Regions from separate parts of the Homo sapiens genome. Here region 2 is linked to region 1. The links are chromatin loops, found by intact Hi-C in ENCODE. Cell type or tissue: dorsolateral prefrontal cortex. All regions are shown on one strand. Links, peaks and the distances in the headings refer to the core of each region. The heading gives the core; the rest is flanking DNA. Region 1 overlaps PPIL4 (peptidylprolyl isomerase like 4). Region 2 overlaps ZC3H12D (zinc finger CCCH-type containing 12D).

Region 1 (4,390 bases), core at 289-4,288:
TAAACTGAGTATGTGACAGATGCTTACTAAGTATCTGTTGATTACTTGTCATACCCTCAAGACACTTGTTGTATCTCCTGCTTCCTCACTTACCCACTATCTTGTACTTATCACTAAAATCAACACTTTCAGAAGACATCAAATCCCTCTCCCTTTGAATAAAACACAAATTTGTGAGCTCACTGCCATCTTTTCTCCAATTTCTTCCCTGAGGTCTAGTTGGGCCAAGTTATTTCCTTCTCCTACTTCTATTTTTGATTCTTCTTATTAATAATCTATACTTTCACTAATTTCTCTTTCTCTTAAGGCCCATAAAGTAGATGCCACCATGCCTTCTTAACTGACTTAAGACAATTTATCTGCACATCAGACTATCCCCTAACAGCATTTCTCTCTTTTGCATCAACTTCAAAAGGCTAGAAGCTACACTATTCCATATAAGTATATGTGTGGTTGTTTCAATTAATTAAAATTAAAGAAAACTTAAAATTCCCCTTCTTCCAGCTATAGTTATTAGTAATAAGCCTAAATTTAATTTCAAAGATTTGGTAAATAAATATCAAATGTATTCCATTCATAACTTTTATGATTTTGAGCTTTCAATCATATGCCCTTGAATGTTGATCTTTTCTGACCAAATCTCAGCTTCTTATTTGGTCTGTCTGCATGTGAAAGCCTCTCCTTATGCTGATTTTATCAGCTTTCTTCAGACTTTATCCAGTTCTAACACCTCACAATGCTTTATACATTGCAGACAATCAACACATCTTAAAACATGAATATAGACCAGGTCAACCTGATATTCATCTTTCTTGATGAGTACTTGGAAAAGAAATGTCTACATATGTAGAAAAAAAAATCCCTGAAATACCAATAGAAACTAGGAAACAAAGACACCATTTACCAGAAAGAATCACAACAGAAATAACTCTTGCAATGTGTGGAGTGATATATTTATAATGGGAAAAATTAGTGAACCAATTTAAATGTCATAATATAAACAGTATGTTTCATTACTTTTTACATGTCTCAACCTAAAACTTGGAAGAACCTGAAGTAAATGGTCAAGTCAATGGATTTCTTTTTAATCCTACAAAAGTGAACTCTTGCACTCAGTAGAAGCCCAATAAATATTTGTTGTTGAAATTACAATATACTATACCGAAAGAAGTAACCTAACATTGTAACAGAGAACAATAGGATTTTGTTATCTAGGTAAGGAAGTTAAACATAACAGCAGGTAGCACAAAGGAATCAGCTTAGCAATAATAAATTTCAGATTATGAGGAATAGAAAACATTACAATTACATATAGAAAATACAAAGCTAGTGTTACAGCTCTTTTAGAATTTGTCTAGTAGGCTTTCCGGTTTTTGCAGGAAAGCCCCCCCAAAAAGAAAATACAAATCTTACCTGAAGATCTTCTGAGAATATGATAAGTAGGAAAGTACTTAACCTAGAGTAGGAAAGTATTAATAAAAGAATTAGGCTACAGATTTCTTTCAACCTTAACTTTCTCCATACACTAGAGTATAGTGAAAAAGCAAAGTATATGTAAGATCTTGAAAAGAGATAATGATAAACTAAGTTACTTCCTCACAAACAATCTGGATTCAGGAAATTTGTCTTCTATAGCTTTTGTGACTTTTCATAACACATCACACAGTACTCTACACATAGCAGATGGTCAATACATATTAACTAACTGATTCTTGGTAAGGATACTCCTGTTTGGGCTTTACTTTATCTTTCAGAACCAAATTAGGTGGTTTATCCTGTTCTTTTTCATACTCCTTGAAATCACTCTTGGTGTATTTCCCACCTATTTATTAAGAAAAGAAAAAAAGAGCTTAGTAAAAAAACCACCTAACCAAGAACAATAATTATTTTATAAAAAGCATAAGAGCTATTTTATAAATGGCATATATCGAGAGACAGAGAAAGGGAACAAAAGAATCATAGTAATTCCATCTCCATTACTAATTTGAAATCAGACATCCATTTTTGCTAGGTAGCCACATGCTGCCACCTAACGATATATGTGAATATTACAACATCAAACTTTCAAATAAATTACACACAAATGCCGTGTTCAAGTAGAGCCATTGAGCCCATGAGAACATTAAGTCCAGTGGAAAACTGAGGATTTGGGACCTGAGTTTAAGATCTGAAAGACCTAAGTTTGAGAGAAGTGAGACTTTAAGAGACCTTTTAAAGATCTAACGAGATAGTGTGTGCCTGTAATCCCATCTACTCGGGAGGCTGAGGCAGGAGGATCGCGTGAACCTGGGAGGCAGAGGTTGCAGTGAGCCGAGATCGTGCCACTGCACTCCAGCCTGAGCGACAGTGCGAAACTCCGTTTCAAAAAAAAAAGATTTAACAAGAGATACTCTGCTAAATGGCAACAGAGCATCAGGCAAATAGAAGAGGGCAGGATGTGCAGAAGATCACCAAACAGCTGTGAGAGGAGAGGGTGGGTAATAGCACCAAAGACAAACTGTCTCTACTTTGAAATTCTAACTTAGGGGCAACTTCATTCCTCCCAAGTGCCAAAAATCCCCTCAGGAAAATAGGACCTACTGCTACATCCTAACTAGCTTGGTAGGGCTAGAAAGGAAGAGCATTCAATGCAGCCTCTCTACTCTCAACTCTAGTCTCCTATCAGATGAGAATTCAATTTTCAAGTCTCCTACCAGATGAGAATTCAATTCGCATCCATGTCCCAGACCTGTTGACTGCCCTGCCTTTCCTATCCCTCAACCACACCACTAGGAAATGCTGTTTGTAGAAAGGCTTCCTACAGAAGGGTCCTAGATTAAATGTAGAAGTAAAACAAACTGGAGGTACAGACAGAGGTTTTGACTGAGAATCCTATGTGTACCTTGATTGTCAGGGTTTTAAAGGGGGACCCATAGGGTAAGCAAAAAAGACAAGATCAATCTATTTGGCAATTCCAGAGACTCCAGAAACAAAAGTGGCCAGCAATGTTTCCCATAAATGTGAAACAGTCTACTGCAAGAGTTAAAATAACTGGTAATGGTAACAAACAGCCATCATTTATCATTGAAAAATTATTTGCCATCTGCCTGCCATTAAAAGTCTCACTATGGATGAAGCAGTTACCGTATAACAGAAAGGGCACCAGATTAATGTAAGAGGTTCTTGACTGTAGTGGGAGGTCCTAGGTAAGACACCACTTCTCTGCAATTCATTATCTTTATTTACATTATCTTCATTTATAAACTGAAAATAATACCAACATTTCACAGAGTTGCTGGAATCATCAGACTATAAAGGAAAGTTCTTAGTGCTGTGAATGGCACATTATACACATTAAGTTTATAAATGTGAATCAATAACATATATAATTATCTCAAAATTAACTGAGAATAATAAACTGTATGTTTATGATGGCATATACAAAACCAAAGCTTCTCCCTCCTATGTGACATTTTATCTTAGGAAAAAACATGAAGAAATTTATTTAAAAGTCACAAGAAAGTAGTAGTATTTATTCAATGGGTGGATGGGTTGAGAAGAAGACAGGATTGAGAGGGTAAAAAACAAACCAAATGTAGGGTCTGTCTAAATCATCTGTGTATGTGACTCTAGGTAAATCACTTCTCAAGATTATGCCTCAAATTCCATATCTATAATGAGGAATTATAATATTTATTTCATACACTTCCCAAATGATACAATTAAACTAGCTCTTTGGAAGCAGAGCTCTACATAAGAGCCACCTGGCATTACTACTGGCCAGAACTACACTGCATCAGGCCAGCAGCTCACCAACACTTTGAATATACTTACTGGAATCTTTCATTCACAAAGTTGTAATTTTCATATGTGGAAAAAAATCTTAGTGCTTCAATTTAGGTTTCACAAATCACTCAAACAGCACTGTCAAAAACTAGCCATGTGTTCTAGGAGGAGGTAAGGTTTCACAGGAGAAACTAATAGTACATGGAACTCCAATCCAAGTCACCCTCTCCTTTATCACAGAGATCACAGCTTCCACTCAACATTCCTTGCCTACTTTAGTCACATTAATAATTTCTTCCTTCTCTGAACTCCCATAAGGTAACAGAATCCACCAAACAATTCAGCAATTCACAACTAAATAGTGTTTTTCTTTCTTACTAAAAACAGACAAAAAAAACAGTTCATTAAAAGCATGGGAAATAAGTGTTATAGAAAAAGAAAGTAACCCTGAAATTCCCAGTAAAATTTAGCATTACATGTGAGTAACTATCAAAGTGAAACCTGTTAAAAACACTGCATCAAAAACCAAAAACTCGTATTATTTCAACATATGAGAGACCCAACTTTTAAGACTGACATGCTACGAGCAATGTATTTGACATATATGTATGTGTATGTGGGAAAT
Region 2 (4,390 bases), core at 324-4,323, 63 kb before region 1:
TCAGTTCTACAATAACCCTGTCAGGAAAGTTAACTCTCCAGGTAGCACAGCTGGAGGGCAGAACTTGGGCAAGAGCCCAGGCCGCTGAGCACCAGGCCAGCGCTTTTTGACTGTGCTCCTGTACTGCCCCCACACAAGGCCCTGAACAGGGCCTGCGAAGCACTGGGCCCTACCCACCATAAGGACAATGCTGCCAGGATGGCTCTGGGGGCTTCGGCTTCCTGCTCAGGAAGTTGCTCAGGGAGGGTCCATGGCGGCCCAGGGGGTCATCAGGCGGCATGAACCTGGAAAATAAGCACAGGGGCAACTGCAAGACCACCTGGGATTTGCCACCAGCACCTGTACAAAGGGAGCAGGCCCAAGTTCCCCAAGAACACCAGGAAGCATTCGGCCCCGGGCCCACCATCACCCAGCAGGATGTCACAGCATCTTAAAGCAAAACCTTCCCTTCACACTGAACCCCATGCAGAGCACACAGCACAGCTCTGGCCCTCTTTGGGTGTTTCTCCTGTTGTGGTTCAAGCCAGCAGTGTCAGAATCACCTAGCAACTTAAAAATGCAGTCATCTGAGTGCAGTGGTTCACATGGGTAATCCCAACACTTTGGGAAGCTGAGGCAGAAAGATCCCTTGAGCTCAGGAGTTCAAGACCAGCCTGGACAACATAGTGAAACCTTGTCTCTACAGAAAGCAAAAAAAAAAAAAAAAAAGAAAATTAGCCAGATGTGGTGGTGAATGCCTTTAGTCCCAGCTACTCGGGAGGCTGAGATGGGAGGATGGCTGAGCCTGGGAGATGGAGGCTGCAGTGAGTCATGATTGTGCCACTGCACTCCAGCCCCGGTAACAGAGTGAGATCCTGGCTAAAAAAAAAAAAAATGACAGCCTCCGAGCTTCGCGCAAGACCTGCTTCATCAGAATCTGAAGTTGTTCAGGAATCTGCACAACTGGGAGATTGAGGTGGGCAGATTGCCTGAGCTCAGGAGTTCACAACCAACCTGGGCAACACGGTGAAACCTCATCTCTACTAAAAAATACACAAAAATTAGCTGGGCATGGTGGCGGGCACCTGTAGTCCCAGCTACTGGGGAGGCTGAGGCAGGAGAATTGCTTGAACCCGGGAGGCGAAGGTTGCAGTGAGCCGAGATCATGCTACTGCACTCCATCCTGGATGACAGAGTGAGACTCCTTCTCCAAAAAAAAAGAACTTCCCAGGTGATTTTTATCCAGGAAAATGAAAGTATAATTGCTCTAAGGGCTCCTCTGGCTTCCCACTGTCCTCAACAAAAGGTTAGAAACCTCTATGAGGTTAACAGCTCCAGAAAAGCCAGGAGTGGTGTCATACCCCTGTAGTTCCAGCTACTAGAAAAGCTGAGGAAGGAGGATCCCTGGAGTCCAGGAGTCCAGCCTGGGCAACAGAGCTAGACTCTATCATCTCTAAATAAACAAACAAACAAAAAACAGTTCCAGAAGGTTTCAGAGTTGTATGAGCTCCTTGAGGCTTAGGTCCCATTTCTCCTGTGTTTCACCCCGTGCCAAACACAGCTCTGGGCTGTGAACCTCCAGGCGAAGAGATTCAATAGGAACAGGGAGTTTGAATCAGTGAGGAAGTGGATCCCAGGTGCTGCCTGCACATACAGCCACCTCGCAGACTTAACCTCCTCCTCTGCGCACCCTGGGGGCACAGGGTCTGGTCTTAGTTTCCTTGGCTGCCCTGCCCCTGATCTGCCCTTCTCTCCTCCCTGGCATGGAGCCCTAATGAGGAAGGGAATGCATGCTCAGAGTTCAACAGGGAAAACCCAATTCCTCAGAAGGAAAACGCCCCTCGCTGAGTGAGGTCCACTTTTTACATAAATACTTTTGTTCCCAAGGCCACTTCCAGGTCATACAAAGGTTCTGTAGAGAGGTTGGGATTGTAAATCAAGGAGAAGATGTTTTATGGGTTGCTGTCCCCCTAAGAATCCAGAGTCATGCTGAAGTCCCACTCTGCAGAGAGCTGGGTGATCCCCGGCCCTGTGTGGCCTCCATAGCTCAGCTCCCAGCTGCACAGCCGGCTTCTCAGAATTGGGCCTTGACCAAGAATCTGGGGAACCGCCCACTGTGGTTATTAAACGTTCCCAAAGACTTCCTCTCCTGCTCTCTCAGGAGCAGGAGCTGTGCCAAGAGGGCCCTGTGGACGTGCCCGGGGCACCAGGGCAGGCGCCCTCGCTCACAAGCGGGCGGCAGGTCCTGCCTCCTGGCAGGCCCTTAACGGAGGCCAGTGCGTCAAAAGGACTTGGCTCCCGCCCCAGGCTGTCATCAGGCCAGAGATGGCCATGTCCCTGAGAGCTCAGTGAGGATTTCTGGAGCCCATAGTTACCAGACTAGCCAGATTCCTCCAGGCTACAGACGGACAGTGAGAGCCGCTGGCCTTTTGTAGCTGGAAATGACAATGGGGGCTCCTGCAGGGCGCTGCTGCCATGCCTCTGGCCCTCCACCTCCACGGCTGCAGGGGCAGTTGGCCTTGGGGACCACAGTACCCCCTGCTGCACCATGTCCTGGGAATAGCTGCTACCACTTCTGGGGCACAATTCTCTCTAGTCCTCACAATGATCTCAGAGGTGACATTATTAATCCCTTTTCAAGGTGAAGAACATTCAGCTCAGAGAGGTTGAGTGGTTCCCCCTTGACTCCCAGCCAGTAAGTGGCAGGGCCTCAGATGGAAACCTCACCTGCCCTCTCCAAAGCCCCAGCCCTTTCTCAAACACCACACTGTGTCCCTGGGTCCAGAGTCAGCAGCTGCTCAGCCGTGTGCAAGCAGCCTAAGCCCAGACCTCTTTCCCCATCGACCCTTCCCCAGCCATAGCCATTCACTCGGTCATTCCTTTACAACTAGTTACTGCACCCCTGTGGGCCAGGCGTGCTGGAGACACCGCACGTAAGACAGATACAGTCCCGGCCCTCACAGAGCTGAGGAGTTTGTCTAAAACCACGTTCCAAAAAGTCAGTCAGAGAGCCCAGAATGAGGGCCAAGCTAACACTGCCTGGAACAGAAATGGAAATGGGAGCAACAGCCCAGCTGGCTGTGCTCTGTCACACGCTGCTCGGGTCTCCAGACCCTCATCCACCTTGCCAGTGTCTGCCCTCACCATTAGCTGAGTGGTTTGTGCCTGTGGCCCTGTGTCCCTCTCTGCCTCCAGCCATAGCCGGTTGGTCTGGGATGAACTGACCCAAGAGGCCTATTTCAGGGCTACATGAACCAGCCAGGTTCTCTTGAACATTTCAACCCAGAGTCAGGGCCAGGCAGGGGGAGATATTTACAGCCCAGAAGAAAAGATTCTGGGCTGGGCTCAGTGGCTGACACCTAAAATCTCAACACTTTGGGAGGCTGAGGCAGGAGGATCGCTTGAGCCCAGGTGTTCAAGGCTGCAGTGAGCTGTGATCATGCCACTGCACTCCAACCTGGGCAATAGAGCAAGACCCTGTCAAAGAAAAAAAAAAATCTGTTGCCTACTCCCATATGTAATTCAAAATTTTGATTTAAAAAAAAAAAAAAGACAGCCAGGCACGGTGGCTCAAGCCTGTAATCCCAGCACTTTGGGAAGCCGAGGTGGACAGATCACAAGGTCAGGAGATCGAGACCATCTGGCTAACATGGTGAAACTCCATCTCTACTAAAAATACAAAAAATTAGCCAGGCATGGTGGTGCGTGCCTATAATCTCAGCTACTCGGGAGGCTGAGGCAGGAGAATTGCTTGAACCTGGGAGGCAGAGTTTGCAGTGAGCCAAGATTGAGCCACTGCACTCCAGCCTGGGTGACAGAGCAAGACTCCATCTCAAAAAATAAAATAAAATAAAATAAAATAAAATAAGACAAAAACCTGAAATAAGTGAAAAGCAATACAACAAAGTACAGATCTTTTCCATGATGACTATTTCAATATTCTGAAGTATGCAATTCTGTTTTTTTAAGTTAGTGGTGCCCTAAACACATGCTTGCATGCTTGGCCCACCTCTTGGGCTTCTCTGTGGTGTGTCAGATGTGGCCCTGGGAACAGCAAGGTCAGAGCAAAGCAGCCCACCTATTGGGGACGTGCCCGCCGAGAATGCGGACCTGGGGGAGCTCTGTCTGAGGGGCTGGGTGACCGGGTGACCCCAAGCTCCTCCACCTGGTAGCAGGCGTGGCCACTGCCTCGACCCCGGCCCCCCGCCCCGCCGCCCCCCAGGGTGTCAGGACCCCAGCCGGACCTACCGGTCGTTGACGAAGGAGAACATGAGCAGCCTCTGCTCGATGAACCACTTCCACTCGGGGTTCTCGCTCTGCAGGTCCCGGTAGTTGTCGTTGGAGACGATGACGCCGTCCTGCTCGTAGGCCACCTTCACGATGTAGCGGTCGTCGTAGCAGACCAGGCGCT

Evidence for each region. Hi-C counts contacts between places; a loop is a spot of excess contacts. Peaks named below come from ENCODE experiments on the same cell type or tissue, not always from the same donor. Only the 100,000 strongest peaks of a DNase experiment are listed, where the experiment ranks them.
Region 2: a loop joins it to region 1, with 2.1 times the contacts of the local background. A loop is called at or near these places in 26 of 110 quality-filtered maps.

What each region holds. Positions count from the first base shown.
Region 1 is chr6:149,515,629-149,520,018 of GRCh38, forward strand. PPIL4 (peptidylprolyl isomerase like 4) reads right to left here. Exons shown (of 13, transcript NM_139126.4): 11 at 1,726-1,822. It also overlaps the pseudogene RNU7-3P. Among named protein-coding and RNA genes, the nearest start is that of PPIL4, 28 kb to the right of the region's middle. In dorsolateral prefrontal cortex, for the core only: CTCF peaks have their summits at 2,021 and 2,221; no DNase peak of the experiment used is centred there.
Region 2 is chr6:149,452,439-149,456,828 of GRCh38, forward strand. ZC3H12D (zinc finger CCCH-type containing 12D) reads right to left here. Exons shown (of 6, transcript NM_207360.3): 4 at 4,228-4,390; 5 at 178-284. Among named protein-coding and RNA genes, the nearest start is that of ZC3H12D, 30 kb to the right of the region's middle. In dorsolateral prefrontal cortex, for the core only: no CTCF peak of the experiment used is centred there; a DNase peak (open chromatin) is centred at 2,283; H3K4me3 peaks cover 724 bases; H3K27ac peaks cover 1,387 bases.